Regions from separate parts of the Homo sapiens genome. Here region 1 is linked to region 2. The links are chromatin loops, found by intact Hi-C in ENCODE. Cell type or tissue: ovary. All regions are shown on one strand. Links, peaks and the distances in the headings refer to the core of each region. The heading gives the core; the rest is flanking DNA.

The links. Peaks named below come from ENCODE experiments on the same cell type or tissue, not always from the same donor. Only the 100,000 strongest peaks of a DNase experiment are listed, where the experiment ranks them.
Region 1: a loop joins it to region 2, with 2.0 times the contacts of the local background. A loop is called at or near these places in 4 of 110 quality-filtered maps.

What each region holds. Positions count from the first base shown.
Region 1 is chr5:57,452,667-57,461,005 of GRCh38, forward strand. All of the region lies in intron 1 of RMEL3 (enriched in melanoma 3), which reads left to right. Among named protein-coding and RNA genes, the nearest start is that of ACTBL2, 26 kb to the right of the region's middle. In ovary, for the core only: no CTCF peak of the experiment used is centred there; a DNase peak (open chromatin) is centred at 4,286; H3K27ac peaks cover 1,343 bases.
Region 2 is chr5:57,400,149-57,408,487 of GRCh38, forward strand. All of the region lies in intron 1 of RMEL3 (enriched in melanoma 3), which reads left to right. Among named protein-coding and RNA genes, the nearest start is that of RMEL3, 9.2 kb to the left of the region's middle. In ovary, for the core only: no CTCF peak of the experiment used is centred there; no DNase peak of the experiment used is centred there; H3K27ac peaks cover 3,040 bases.

The DNA.
Region 1 (8,339 bases), core at 64-8,063, 52 kb after region 2:
ATTGAACCAGGTTCAGCGTTTCTTCGGGTCACTCACTGTGCTGCCCCTGTTCCTTTGCTTTATGGGCCAGCAGGCAGACACTCCAGCTGCTAGGGTCTTTTACCTTCAGACCATGCAGCTTTGGGTGAGCCTTCTCACCTCTCTGTGCCTGGTTTCTCAATTTGATTAGGAGAAAATAATTCTGATCCACTTTGTGAAGATCTGCCAGGGCTAGAAATTGGGAAGAATAAAAGCTTTTGAAAAGTATTAAAGTTTACTATAAGTCCACCAACATTAGACAGTATTGATTGAGTGCTTTTCTTTTCATTGCCCTGGCCCAAGTGCTGTGCAAACCAAGTGAAACAGGGCTGGTTTCAGCCCTCTAGGCACATGTGGTAGACACTTAAGCTAGATTCACTTTAGTGAATAAATAAATAGAAAAAAGAAACACATCAGTGATTGTACAAATATAAACTGATATAGAGCATAAACAAACTGGTTAGGAACAAAATGTTCTTGCAGTGAGAGGACTAAAATTATCCTGCAAAATACAGAAAGAGAAAGGAGCTGCTTTGGTAAGAGTCAGTCTCCATGGGCAAAGGCACCCATTCTCTCCTGGTAGGTGATAAATTTTCTGGAGGGTCAGGGGCAAATTTGAATACATGTTATTAGTGGAACAAGCATTGTATTAGATTGGTGCAAAAGTAATTGTGGCTTTTGCCATTACTTTTAATAGATACGAAGAAGGAAGGAGCTGATAGCATGGTGTCTTCTATGAGACAGCACATTCTAGGTACTCTCAGATGTTCTGTTTTATTTAATCCTAATTCTATAGGGCACCAGACCTATACAGTAAAATTATTAGGCCCATTTTATGAATGAGAAACTGGAAGTTCTGGAAGGTTAAATATTTCATAGCTGATATGTGGCAGATCAGGGTTCTAACCTGGGCCTTTCTGACTCCAGAGTTCCTGTTCTTGCTATCCTATGTGGCATTCTGCTTTGAAAGCACAAGCTTAGAGACAAGAATGGGACATGTTGGTAGGGAGAAAAAGAAGGGAGGCACAGAAAACTACAGATGGGATTGCTGAGTGATCCCAAAGAAGTGCTGGAATCTGGAAGTGTCTTGGGTGTTTTGAGGTGTATGGCTTATATTATAGCTTCTAATCTGTATGTGATAAAGAAAAGAGAGCCAGAGCTGAAGGGTCCGAGTGGGAGGTGCATTAGAATCCAAGAAAACACTGAGGCCTTGCCCAGACCCTGGCTGGCAGAGGGTGTGGCGGCGGTTGCTGTGAGGGTGGGTGGTAAAATCACATCACGATGTGTGGGAGTGTCCTCTCTACTCCCAAATCTACATATCACAGTTGTACCCAGCCTTAATGACCATCTTGAATGCTACCTCTTCTACAGAGCCCTCCAGATTCCACCAAATTGGTGCCTTGTATACTTTCTGTGAATATCTGTTGCTTATTTGTGCTTTCTTTAGGGACTTGGCACATTCAGTTGACTTCTCTGTTATTTTATTTGTTTGTTTGTCTATTTATTTATTTATTCTTGAGATGGAGTCTTGCTCTGTCACCCAGGCTGCAGTGCAGTGGCACAATCTCAGCTCACTGCAACCTCTGCCTCCCAGGTTCAAGTGAGTCTCTTGCCTCAGCCTCCTGAGTAGCTAGGACTACAGGCGTGCACCACCACGCCTGGCTGATTTTATGTATTTTTAGTAGAGACGGGGTTTCACCATGTTGACCAGGCTGATCTTGAACTCCTGACCTCAAGCAATCCACTTGCCTCAGCCTCCCAAAGTGCTGGGATTACAGGCGTGAGCCACCGTGCCCGGCCCCCTGTTATTTTTGTACATGCCATGTCCATCTGACTAGCGACATCCTTTAAGGCAAGGAAATGTTTTCTTCATTTTGGGGGTTCCTATGGCACCTAGGTTAGAAGAGGTACTAAACAATGTTTGTGGAATGAAATGGAAGGCACAGTGGCAGAGTAAGAGGAATGTGGTGTTGCAGCTAACAGCAGTGATTGAATTAATAGTTCTTGCCTGGGAAGGGGCATATTTTAGCGCTAGTCATGACTTCAAAAATTTGAGGCTATTTTTGGCTCCAAATCTTCCTTTCCTCCTGCAGCTCCTCCATGCCTAGGGGGTTAATATTGTTCATTCTTCTCCTATACCTACAGGGAAAACGGGAGAGAAGAAGGAAAGAAAAATGTCACTTACTAAGAACCAACTCTGGGTCACAAAGTGTTTAGTTATTGGATACTCTTAGTTATGAGATGACATTCATTTGGAACAATATTTTAGGGAAAAAATATTACAAAATGACTTGCTGTATATTACATAAACATGTCAACTGTAAGTTTAATTTTCATGAAGAAATTCTGGGATGTAATGTGAGGCTCAATTGCTCTGTTCAACTTTGTCTTGGTGCTACTCCAAATCTGTGTAACCTAAACCTCTTCCTCCTCCTTCTCCTCCAAAATAAATAAATAAATAAATAAAAAGCCTCTGCTTATCAGATTTCAAACATTCACTCTCCACTGAAGCCTATATACCAAATACTTTTTATGGCTTGAGAATGCTTTTTGAGCTCTCACTCCAACTCCTGATTTTCTTAATATATTACTCCTTTAAAAATACTAAAATCTCTCCAGGAGGGCATGGATGATTTTTTTTCCTGCCATCCAATTATTTTGCCAATAAACATATTATCTACTGTACTCCTCATGTATCTATGCTGAGAGGTTGGTGTTATTTTCCTACTTTCCAGATAGAGAAGCAAGTAAAGAAAGGTAAAGTAACTTTCTAAGTTACAAGGAGTGGCAGAGTTAGGATTCGGATTCCGGTTGGTCGTTCTCTGAAGTCAGTGCTTTTTCAGTACACGGGGCTGCTTCATAACATTCACCTCTACTCATACCATGTCTCCGTACCATGTCATGGTACTCATACCATGTCTCCGTACTCATACCAAGTCTCCGTATATGAAAATCCATCATTTCCCAGCAGGGAGCAAGCTCTCAGCACCGCATCAGGCAGTAAACACCAACTCAGAATCTACTGGATCAGGAACCAGCTCTGCCCTAGGGGATCTACGGGAGTGGGGATGTGGTGAGACTTACATGAAATGTAAATTCTGAACAAGCTTTCAGTCTAGCCAGGGAAATGGAAACTGTTCTGAGAAAACTGTGAAACTTTGAAATTATAATTCAGGGCAGTAGTCGTAGGAGTTTGAGGTGGAGAGGAAGGCCCTGCAGCCTCAGGGAGGTCTCAGAGGAGAAAGACAAGACACTGGTGAAGGAAAGTGGTTGGTAGCAAATAAACTCCTGACTCGCTCCCCTCTGTGGCCCCGTTTATGTCCTGTTGAAGAAGATCTGGGTGATGGATGAGACCATCTCTTTCATTCTAAACACGTGCCCATGGGTGAAACAAAGCAAGTCTGCACACGGGAGCTTAATTGCACTCTCGAAATTGAGAGCTGGGAGACACAGGATTTTACAGGGCATTTCAGAAAACCTAACATTAAGTTTACAAAGATTACATTGTTTAGGAAAGAAAAGGACTTTATACTACTCCATCCGTTTTCTCCCTGACCTTTCAGATGAGCCCGGGGGCTTTGAGGGAAAAGCATGGAATGTTGTGCATTGCTTGCTCTAAAACCAGTTCCTGTGTGCGCAGATAGATTTTTTGTTGTTGTTAAAGCTTTGGACTTTGGCTTTCTTTTTATTTCCTTGTTCCTGTAATATATTCCTTTTCTGTGATATGCCGTATGCATCATTAGACATTTGGCAATAGCAGAGATGTCAGAACGTTTGCTTAGTAAGTTTGGGAATAAAGGTGGGGATGGAGAAAGAAGGAGGAGATGGAGTTGAGCTTTAGGAGAAAGGAGAGGAAGAGAAAGGGAAGGAGAGAAAGATGTGTCCCTGGGCCCTCAGCATGGTCGAAGAGGGGTGTTCAGATCCTGTGCTGTTCCCTTGCTTGCAGCTGCCAGGCAGATGGCTGTAATCTGAACACTGACCTACTTAGGGTATCCTCTGCATTGGCTTCCCTCCTGACCCCTTCTATCACATGTGTTCATTCATTTTCCTGGCTGAGCATTTGGGATTTTCCTATTGACATGGTTCTTTCAGATCAGCTTTGCTTCCATCGGTTGTTTTCACTTTTAAGGGTATTTCCTTAGAGAGACGTTTTATTGTACCAGTGCAGCAGCTTTTCTTAGATGGAACTCTTACACTAGAAATGTTGGAGATGATTGTTCAGGACAATCAACTGTGCGTGGTCAGCCTCCCTGCGGAAGGTTGGATCTCAAGGCACAGGAATTGGCAGGGATTTGAGAGAGCAGCAGATGAGAATTCCCAAGGAAGTCTGGCTGCTGGGTGTCCCAGGGCTTTATCAGACATGCTTGTCCTGAAATACCTTCTGAAATGACCTGGACCCCTACATCCTTTTTCTGATAAAGACTATGTGACATAAAAGAGGACTTGATTTGAAGAGTTTTTAAGTGGACATTCTCTCTGTTAATGTAATTTCAATTTCCTTTACCATAAGGGATGTGGTTTCAACTCTGAATATGTCTTTGTTTACCTTCAGATAGAATTCATGGAATTGATTTGCAGAGAAACTATATTTTATATTTCTAGGCCTGAAGACACCTTAATTTACTTGGAAGATGTTTCTTCTCCAGCAGGGTTCTCTCTGCCCACTTCTCCTGCTCTTTAAATCTCTGCGGGTAGGTCTATGTCTCTGTGAGCTTAGAGGAAGACTAATGTATTCCACCTATCTGGTTCACGAACAACCCTTTAATGATGGCAGGAGGAAATACTGCTTATGGATCTGCCCCTCATATTTACAGCTCCCAAGGCAAGAGTACAACTGGAGGTGCACATACTATATGTCTAAATATTTCAACTATAAACCAAACTGTGTCCAAAGCCTGGCCAGCTTCCTGCTTAAGATTCCTATAGTCTATTGGTCCAGCTGCTGGTGCCCTAGAAGCTAAAGGAGAGTGTTTCACTGGGGACCAGGCTGCTCACATGAGCTGAGCAGTAGTCCGACTCTGCTGGGGTGGGGGAAGGCGATCAGTGCCCAGAACTCCTGGTTGGCCTCTGGAGCTATCCAAACTCAGAAAGGGAACCACAGACCAAGTCAAGCTCCCTGAGAGCTGGGAAGGGTGCATTTCCTTCCAAAATACCTCATTAAAAAAAATCTGGGATTTCAAGTAATTCTAAGCACCTCCCAAGATGATACCACTGGAGCAGAAGATAAAACAGAGAAAGGGTATGCAGGTATTTGGCGATGTAAGTCTGTCCACATATACTACATGATTTGCTTTTTTTTTTTTTTTTTTTTTTTAACATTAGGCAAATGCAAGGGCAGAGGCCATGGTTCTCATTCCTCCTTTCCTTCGATCCAGCACAGTCATGCCACAGAGCTCACAGTCCCTAGCTCCATCTGGCCTGGGGGCGCTCATTGGCCCATTCGTCTTTCTTTAGTTTTCATGCACTCAATCAATGATCACACTTTCAAAAAACTTTCTTATGAGACTGAAAAAAAAAGGAAACAAAATCTTTGTGCTTTGGTGTTTGTAGTTGGGTGTTCTTTTAAAGCACAAGGTCCTGCCCAGAGGCTCTTTGGCCTGTTTGTGAGAGGGGTATTGGCTGCTTCGGATTTGATCCTTTATGGAGGTCAGCAACCCCAAGCCAGCCTCTGAGCCAGCACATTTCTCTTCTCTCTCCATCTCCTCCCGATCACCTGTGGCAGCTGCAGAAAGATATTAGGGATGCGTATTTTATTTTTTGTCTCTGGTTTCTGGTTCCTGTTTACTTGGGGCATATTTATGACCATCTTTAATAAATAATACACATTTATTTATATGTATCACATGTATTTATTTATATGCATACATATATACATGTTATTTATTAATAATATTTATTTAATGCTTACTATGACCATCATTAATAAATAATATATAATGATTCTATTCTATTATAAATAATATTTAATGCTTACTGTGCATAATACCACATACACATTATTTCATTGAATCAGCCCAGCAATCCTATAAAATAGGTTCTGTTAATAGACTTAATTTGCAGATAAGAAAACTGAGTTCTGAGGACACAAATTTACATGGTCAAAATCACACAGTGAATAGGACCTGGGGTGGGGAATGAAATCTAGGCCATATGAGCCAAGAGTCCACCATGTCTCACCCAGGTGTGACCAATAATGTGTCCTACTATTCAGGCTTGTGTTTCTGTCTGTATGTGGTTCTCACAGTATCTGAGGCTTATCCATGAGATTCCAAATGAAATAAACAACACCCCCATGGGAGGCAGAATAATGCTACTCCCCCAGAAAAGAGGTCCAAATATCAATTATCCTAACCTGTGAATATGTTACCTTACCTGGCAAAATGGATTTTTCAGGTGTGATTAAGTTAAGGGTGTTGAAATGGGATTATTCAGGTGGGTTCAATGTAATCACAAGTTTCTTACAAGGGAGAGAGGAAGTGGGAGAATCAGAGGAGATGTGAGGGCTGAAGCAAAGGTTGGAGTGATGTAACTGCTGGCTTTGAAGGGAGAAGACAGCCATGAACCCAGGGATGCAGGTGGCCTCTAGAAGGCAGAAAAGGCAAGGAAACAGATTCACCTAGAGCCTCCTGAAGAAACAGACTTGTGGACACCTTGATTTTTGGCTCAGTAGAATGCTTTTCAGATTCCTGACCTCCAGAACTGTAAGCTAATATACCTGTGTTGCTTTAAGTCAAGAAATTGTGGTAATTGCAAGAGCAATAGGAAACTCATGGGGTCTCCTTGCCATATATCTTAACTACCTCTTGCCTACCTGGCAAACTAATGTGGGAACAGAAAACCAAATACACATGTTCTCACTTATAAGTGGGAGCTAAATGATGAGAACGAATGGGCACAAAGAGGGGAACAACAGACACTGGGGCCTGCTTGAGGGAGGATAGTAGGAGGAGGGAGAGCATCAGGAAAAGTAACTATCATGTACTGTGCTATGCTTAGTACCTGGTTGACGAAATAATCTGTACACCAAATCCCCGTGACATGAGTTTACCTATATAACAAACCTGCACATATAATTCTGAACCCAAAATCAAAGTTAAAAAAATATAGTCTTAGTGTAAAGATAAAATATATTTTAGAAATTATTAATTCAAACAAAAAAGAAAAAAGAAATCATAGCCTCCATTCCACTGCTCTTGGGATGCTTTTCTTTATTTTTCTTCTTTTTTTAAATTATACTTTAAGTTTTAGGGTACATGTGCACAACGTGCAGGTTTGTTACATATGTATACATGTGCCATGTTGGTGTGCTGCACCCATTAACTCGTCATTTACATTAGGTATATCTCCTAATGCTATCCCTCCCCCTTCCCCTGACCCCACAACAGGCCCTGGTGTGTGATGTTCCCCTTCCTATGTCCATGTGTTCTCATTGTTCAGTTCCCACCTATGAGTGAGAACATGTGGTGTTTAGTTTTTTGTTCTTGCGATAGTTTACTAAGAATGATGGTTTCCAGCTTCATCCATGTCCCTACAAAGGACATGAACTCATCCTTTTACATGGCTGCATAGTATTCCATGGTGTATATGTGCCGCATTTTCTTAATACAGTCTATCATTGATGGACATTTGGGTTGGTTCCAAGTCTTTGCTATTGTGAATAGTGCCGCAATAAACATACATGTGCATGTGTCTTTATAGCAGCATGATTTACAATCCTTTGGGTATATACCCAGTAATGGGATGGCTGGTCAAATGTTATTTCTAGTTCTAGATCCCAGAGGAATCGACACACTGACTTCCACAATGGTTGAATTAGTTTACAGTCCCACCAACAGTGTAAAAGTGTTCCTGTTTCTTAACATCCTCTCCAGCACCTGTTGTTTCCTGAGTTTTTAATGATCGCCATTCTAACTGGTGTGAGATGGTATTTCATTGTGGTTTTGATTTGCATTCCTCTGATGGACAGTGATGATGAGCATTTTTTCATGTGTCTTTTGGCTGCATAAATGTCTTCTTTTGAGAAGTGTCTGTTCATCTCCTTCGCCCACTTGTTGATGGGGTTGTTTGTTTTTTTCTTTTAAATTTGTTTGAGTTCATTGTAGATTCTGGATATTAGCCCTTTGTCAGATGAGTAGATTGCAAAAATTTTCTCCCATTCTGTAGGTTGCCTGTTCACTTTGATGGTAGTTTCTTTTGCTGTGCAGAAGCTCTTGGGTTTAATTAGATCCCATTTGTCAATTTTGGCTTTTGTTGCCATTGCTTTTGGTGTTTTAGACATGAAGTCCTTGCCCATGCCTACATCCTGAATGGTATTGCCTAGG
Region 2 (8,339 bases), core at 267-8,266:
TAGTGCTGCAATAAATATAGGCTCAGATGTCTCTTTGATACACTGATCTTCTTTCCTTTGGATAAATGCCCAGTAATGGGATTGCTGGATCATGTGGTAGTCCTATTTTTATTTTTATTTTTTTGAGGAACCTCCATACTGGCTTTACTAGTTTACACTCCCACCAACAGTGTATGAGTTCCCTCTTCTCTGCGTCCTCACCAGCATTTATTTTTTCTCTTTTTGATAACAGCCATTGTAACTGGGGTGGGATGGTACCTCATTATAGTTTTGATTTTCATTTATCTCTGATAATTGGTGATACTGAGCATTTTTCCATATATTTTTGACCATTGTTATATATTTGAGAAATGTCTGTCCAGATCATTTGCCCATATTTTAACTGGATTGTTTATTTTTGCTGTTGAGATGGTTGAGTTCCTTGTATATTCTGGATAGGGATCCCCTGTTAGGTGAATAGTTTGCAAATGCTTTCTTCCATCCTGTAGGTTGCATTTTATTCTGTTGATTGTTTCTTTTTTTGTTATGCAGAAGCTTTTTAGTTTGATATACTTCCTTTTGTTTATTTTTGCTTTTGTTGCCTGTGCCTTTGAGGTCTTAGACTTTAAATCTTTTTTCACACCAATGTCCTAAAGTGTTTCCCCTATGTTTCCTTCTAGTAGTTTTTATTTTTTTATTTTTTTAATACGGAGTTTCACTTTTGTTGCCCAGGCTGGAGTGCATTGGTATGATCTTGGATCACTGAAACCTCTGCCTCCTGAGTTCAAGCGATTCTCCTGCCTCAGCCTCCCAAGTAGCTGGGATTACAGGCATGCACCACCACGCCCTGCTAATTTTTGCAGTTTTAGTAGAGATGAGGTTTCACCGTGTTGGTCAGGCTGGTCTCAAACTCCTGACCTCAAATGATCCACCCACCTCGGCCTCCTAAAGTGCTGGGATTACAGGCGTGAGCCACTGCTCCCGGCCCTTCTAGTGGTTTTAAAGTTTCAGGTCTTACACTTATGTCTTTGTTTGACTTTGATTTGATTTTTATACAGAGTGAGAGGTGTGGGTCTAGTTTCATTCTTCTGCATATGGATATTCAGTTTTTCTAGCATTATCTATAGCATTATCTATTGAAGAGACTGTCCACTCCCCAATAAGTGTTCTTAGCACCTTTAGAAAAGTCACTTGGCTGTAAATATGTGATTAATTTCTGGGTTCTCCACTCTGTTTCATTGGTCTATGTTCTGTTTCTATGCCAGTACCATGCTGTTTTTGTTACTCCAGCTTTGTAGTATATTTTGGAGTCAAGTAGTGTGATGCTTCCAGCTTTGTTCTTTTGCTTAGGATTGCTTTGGATATTTGGGGTCTTTTGTTGGTTCCATACAAGTTAAAACTTTTACAAAAATTTCTGTGAAGAATGTCATTGATATTTTAATAGGGATTGTATTGAATCTGTAGATTCCCTTGGGTAGTAACAATTAAGGTTTTTTTTTTTTTTGACAGGGTCTTACTGTGTTGTCCAGGCTGAAGTGCAGTAGTGTGATCTTGGCCCACTGCAACCTCTGCCTCCTGGGCTCAAGTGTTCCTCCCACCTCAGCCTCCCAAGTAGCTGGGACCACAAGCATGTGCCACCACGTCTGACTCCTTTTTTTTTTTTTTTTTTGTATTTTTTGAATAGAAGGGGTCTTGCCGTGTTACCCAGTATGGTCTTGAACTCCTGGACTTGAGCGATCCACCTGCCTTGGCCTCCCAAAGTGTTGGGATTACAGGCATGAGCCACCACACCTGGCCCGCAACTAAGGTTCTTAATGTGACTGCAAATATTTAGATTTTGCAATGGTTATCATGAAAAGAATGGTTGCTGCTTTGAATAGAGTTGAAATGTCAATGGATAAAATTTTAATCTCTGCCTGCAAACATACAAATAAGAAACAGGCATTTGTATTTACATCTCTTGGAAAGTTTTAATTTGTTTTTTGGATACATGAACTATACAAATCATGCATGAGCTCTTCTAAATTCTAAGGGGAAAGATAAACAAAATGATGGTAAATAAATGTTTCATTACTATTTATTATTTCAGCTATATATTTGTTTGGGCCAAATTAATGATTCTACCAGTTTTACTATTTTTTTCTAATCTGTATACTCATCCATTGGAATCACTTATGTGACTATTTCCACTATGTGTGTACCTTACAGTAGAGTCTTACAGTAGAGGACTCAATCTTAAATTATAATATGGTTCTAGTGGGAACATGTAAGCTGCTTTGCAAAGATGCCCTTTGAAATGATCTACCTTATACTACTTGCCTTTATAATGATCTGCTTTGCTATGCTCTTTTAAGGCATTACACTAGAGAGCAGAACAGTAAAAAGATCATACGCTTTCAAAACTTCCACCTGTCATTCATTGCAAGTCCTTGTCTTTGGCATTTTCATCTTTCCACATCAGTTGCTACAATTTCTTTCAGGGTATAATTACATCCACGTTATTTCACTTCCATTTTCTTTAGTCAGTTTAGGGGAAGAAATCCTTAGCAAAATAACATTTAAAACAACTGAGAGTTTTCAATTTTGAAGAAAGACATTATGAAACTGCATAGTAAGGGAATATAATCTTTTCAATTTAATTTAGTCCATATGTTTTGACAAAAGATAAAAAGAATTTCATATCATAAAAGAAAATAAATGTAACTCTGAGAGTAGTGTATTTCCCCCCCAAACAGTTTGTTCACTATTTTTAGAATGTATTTGATCTTTGATATTTTTCCAAAATCAGAGCCAAAGTGAATATTGTCAAAGACCATCCGGTTAAATGCATACATGGCTTCCTGTAGGCCTTCAATTTAGTGCGACAAGCATTTGTTAATCATGTCTGCATGCAGGACAATGAAGCAGATGACAATCAGTGCTTTGATTCTTTCTGAGGGAAAAGGACACTACAAGGATATATGCAATAATAGAGCAATACGGAATTTAATTCTAGGACCAATAGCAAATACTATTCATTACAATGTGGGAAACACTGAGCTAATTACTGTAGCTACAAGGGAGAATAAAAAGACATTGTTTTTGCCCTCAAGGAGTTTACAGTCTAGTGGTGGAGAAAAGAGAAAGAGAACGACAGCGAGAGTAAGAGAGAGAGAGAAAAAATTAATTACAGAAATCAATATAATTGCAAACTCTGATGGGTGCTATAAATCCATAGTCAGGGTGCCATGTTATACAGGGCAACCTAGTCTGTGGATCCCATCACCAAACAAGTGACAGTTAAGCTGAGATGATGCCCCTGTCCTAGCTCACACAGATGATAATATTTGAAGAGAGTTTAATTCAGGCACCCTTTACAGAGATGAGGTGGGAGGAGGAGAGTCATGTGGGATAGTGAAGCACCTAAAGATAGTAACACTGGGATCATCACATTCCTTGGGCTGAAAGGATGAGGGAGCCACTTCAGAACCCAGAAGGAGAGAGCCATATGGAGAGGAGCTGGAATCTTTGGTTGAAGGACCAGAAATCCTGAAGTGGCCTAGCAGGGAAAGGAGCTGAGGAAATAAATACCTCTGTCCCCCGCTAGCTCCTGCTGGGCTTCCTATTGGCTGAACCTAATGGGAAGCCAGTGGGCAAGGGAGACAGGCCCCACCAGGTTTGCTTCTTGGGGCAGAGAGTAGAATGGGGAAGGGTGGCGAGCAGATCTGGGGAGGAAATAGGAACTATCCAACAGAGATGTGTAGAAATTGATAAGGGAAAGAGGCAGGGACAGAGGTCTAGGGTGTGAGGAGGAGGGCAGACGGAAATACATGCACAAAGGTGAGGTGGTGAAGGAGGATTGTGTGAAATCCAGGAACAGGAGAGGATCCATGGTGACCATGAGTTGGACTTGGGTCTACATATTTAGAGCAGTGGGAAGAGACACTGGAGAGTTTCATAAGGGATGGGGCAGGGGAGGTGGGGAGGAGAGAAGATGAATAAATGGTCTTTGAAAAGATCAGGAGGGACTGCACAATGCCAGAGTGGATGACAAGGGTCAAGGTCAAAAGGTGTTAAAGTCGCTTTGTAATATTCGTATGTTTTATAGTCTAATGCTGTATACATGGCTCTGTAATTTGCTCTTGTTAAACTAATACATAGTGTATATCTTTCCAATTAATACCTCCTTTTAATAGCTGTATAGTATTTTGTTGTGCATATAAATATCTTTAATCTTATGAAGATATTTATACGTGGTCAGTTTTTTCTCTTGTGTGCAGTGCTGCTGTAACTGTTCTGGTATCCTAGGGGCAGATTCCTAGAGAAGAATTGCTGAGGGAAGGCATGTGACCTGTTTGTAGGTGCTGCCAAAGTGACCTTGAAAAAGGTTATACTGATTTTCACTTGGGAGGACTATTTCTAACTAAATGGAATTTTATGTTTTCATAAACTAGAAAACTATACCTCACTTATAAAATGTATTTTAAGTTTTTTCAAAAACAAATCCTGACTACTCACTTGACATTACCTTAGATGTGGGCTCATCTACTCCTGTATCTAGTGACCGTTATTCTTTTTTTCAAAAAAGAATTTTTTTCTATTTAAAAATAATAGCTTGAAAAATAGTAAACAATTAAAAATATTATTCAATATTTGTTAAAAATCTCTAGATCTAATTTAAATATTGAAATGTGACTTCGTTACAGAACTAAAATTGTTGAGGAAAAATACCATCTTGTGAAAAACTTCAGTTATATCACAGATTGGAGTAAATCCCAATGGGAATTTTAATTTTTTAAATGAACTATATTATTTGTTCTGTCAGATAAATTGATACTTTTTAGTAGCCAATAAAATTTTGGGTAACTTAACACACACAAAAAACAACCAAAAGACAAACAACCAAACCAAGGAACTTATAAAACCCCTGGAAACACCATGCAAGTGATTTAATATGTTAGATATATTCTAATTATGAACCACAATTCTAATTAATTCTAATTAAAAACCACAGTGTAGCTGCATTACTTCATTAATCATAGTTTCATAAACACCAAAATGAAAAGAAAAAGAGAATAAAAGGTAGCAGTGATTTTCTTGAACAGAGGGACATACTAGTCAAAACTTTGGGTTGCAAGTGACAAAGCCTAACTCAATGAGGGCTGAGCACAAAAAGGGAATTTGCTTGCTCCAAAACTAGAAAATACAGAACAGAAGTGGCCACAGGTACTTGATCCAAACACTCAAAGGATGTTGACCGATTGTGTTCCGTCTTCCACACTCTATTCTCCATCATTTCACCTTCCCTCATATTTTAACTCATTTCTCTCAGTGTTTCATTTCTTCTGCACGTGGCAGGCAAGATGGCTACCAGCAGTACAGGACCAGAAGATCAGAGCTTAGCACCCACAAGGGCAAGAAAGCTGCTTCTTTTTAGAGGAGACAGGGATGATTCCCAGCAAAATTGGCCCTAATCTTAAGAAACAATTTAAGCTCTCTGAAATACACTTTCCACATTTGTAAAAGCTTTGTGAGTTTAAATGAATGTTGTATGTAACATATGAGTGCAGTGCCAGGTACAAGGCAGATGTCCAATAAATGGTAGCCCAAAAGAAAGAGAAAGTTGAGAAATGGTGTGCTTTGGAGAGGAAGACAATGAGTTTTCATGTTCTAGTGGTGTCTGAGGTGCTCATGAGAGACTTGGAAAGAAATGTCTAGCAGGCAACCAGTGACAGGGATCTGACACTTGGAGGCAACTTTTGGGAGAGATTGTGGTTAGAATCATGGGAGTTTGCTACAGATTTTAAGGCCTCTTTGCGCTGACCAAAGAAATCCTAGCTTGTAGTTACAAATATGGGTTCTGTGTTGGGAAGAGCTGAAGGGGTGGCCATGCCCTAGAGGTGGGTTGGAACAATATCTCTCCTGGGACTTTTGTGCCAAAACAGAGTTGTGTTTTTCTATTGTTCTCTCAGGAGATTCTTGCCTAGAGCTTGGGTTGTTCCTTTTTCTTATTGCTATTTTTATCCCCTTGATGGTGTGGGTTTTTTTCTGAAATTTCACTTCATTTATTTCAAAACAGTGCTTTAAAAAACATCATGCCATTATTATTTCCAAGTACTATGTGAGGTCACAACAGTGAACATTACAAATAGCAATGAAGCAGATTAGAGCAGTTCTTTCTGGGATCAGATTCAAGATTTATCTACAGGACAGAGGTCTCTGGAGGAATCTTTGATATCCAAAGGGTACAGTCAACTCCTAGCAGTCATTGGCAGAATTCAGGGCAGAGAAACAACTGTGGATATATGAAGATATATGTGTAGTGTCCTGTTTGAGGGTGTAAACTACTGATTCTGAGGGGTCATTTATAGAATCTGCATAACTTTTAGTTTAATGTGGACCCCTAATTAATGGTAAATAATAATAATACCTACCACTCAGAATGCTTAGGTGATGTAAGAAGAAGTTTACCCCTGAAAGAGAAAAATGGAGGGAAATTACATTTAATAACAGGATGAGTGTAATAGTTTTTATCACTACTGTAACAAATCATCACAAACTTAAGAAGAGTTTAAAACAACACAGATTTATCATCTCATACTTCTGTAAGTCAGAACCGTAGGTTGGCTAGGCTGATTTCTCTGCTTCAGGGCTCACAAAAAGGCCAGGCTGCGTTCCTTTCTGGGGGCTCTAGGGAAGAGTTCACTTCTAAGCTCATTGAGGTTGTTGGCCAAATTCAGTTTCATGTGTTTGCAGGACTGAGGTCCTCACTTTCTTGCTGGATCTTAGCCAGGGGTCTTTGTCAGCTTCTAGAGGCCACCTGGATTCTTTGGCTCATGGCCCCTTCCTCCATCTTCAAAGCCAGAAATGGTGGGTGGAGTGCCTCTCACACTCTGCATCCCTCCAGCCTCTTCTTAGGTCTCCTCCATCCTGCAGCACCTCTCTGAAGGACTCTTTTGCCTTCCTCTTCTGCTTCTAAGGGCTCATGTGATCATAATTATGCCTACCTAGGTCATCCAGAATAATCTCCCTTTTTAAAGTCAGCTCATGGGTAACCTTAATTCTGTCTGCAACACACCTTCACAGTAGTATTTAGATTCATATTCGATTGAATAATCAGAGATGAGAATCTTGGGAGGACATCTTTAAAATTCTGCCTACCACAGTGGGTTAAATGGGATTGACAGAGCTTCTTCCCCAGTGGATCTCTATAGGGCTTTTTAGAAGTTCTTATGGTTCTTTCAGAATTTAGGACATTTTCTATGATTATATTAACAGAATTGAAGAGTCTGATCTACATAGACCCGCAAGAGAGTCAAAAATATACTGTGTATGTGTGTGTGTATGTTTGTGTGTATATGTGTGTGCATGTGTGTGTGTGTGAGAGAGAGAGAGAGCGAGAGAGTGGCGTGAGTGAGAGAGAGAGAGAGAGAGAAAGAGGAGTATGCCCAAACCGGGGAAGCCAGTCTGGCAGATGGTGTAATTTTAAGGCCTGGCTGGGTGGTCAGCACCAGCATGAGTCTGCATCTGCTGCAGTTAGTAGAAGCAAGAGCTGTAGGAAGGAAGAAAGCCAGTGGATTTTTCTGGTTGGTTCTTGGATATGTTCAGGAGGTGTTACGGGCTGAACTATTTTATCCCCCAATTCATATATTGCAGCTCTAACTCCTGGTCCCTATGAATGTGACTATATTTGGAGATGGGGTCTTTAAAGAGGTAACTGAATTAAAATAAAGTCATTCAGGTGGCCCTTAATCCAATACTGTTTGTGTTCTTTTAAGAAGAGGAAATTAAGACACAGAGATGTACAGAGGACACCATTTGAAGACACAGAGAGAAGATGGCCACCTAAAAGCCCAGGGCAGAGGCCTCAGAAGAAATCATCTCTTTGATCTTGGACTCTCGGCCTCCAGAATCATGAGAAAATAAATGTCTGTTATTTAAGTCACTCAGTATGTGGTACTTTGTTATGGCAGCCCTAGTGGACTAATAGAGGAGGATTCGTTTCCACAAGGAAGGCTGAAATCTTGACCAGGGAGAAGCTGGTAGCTCCAGCCTGCAGCAACTATCTTTCCTTCATCTGGTGGCAGCTGGGGTTTTCTCAGCTAGCATGGACCTAGAAAGAATTCTAGTAGCTGCCCACATCCACTCTGGGGTTCATAATGGTGGGCTCTGGCCATTCCCACTCCAGACACCTGTCACGAGTATTTGGGTTGAGGGCACATGCTCCGAGTGGATGTAGGATGGAAGTGGTCTCTTTCTTGGTGATTTCAGGGCCTGCTTAGCAACGGGGTGTGGGCAACTTGCTGCGCATACTCTGGCTTCTTTATTATCTTGTCCTCTAGGGCCCTGCAACCCACAGTCTTGCGATTTTGGCAGAAGGG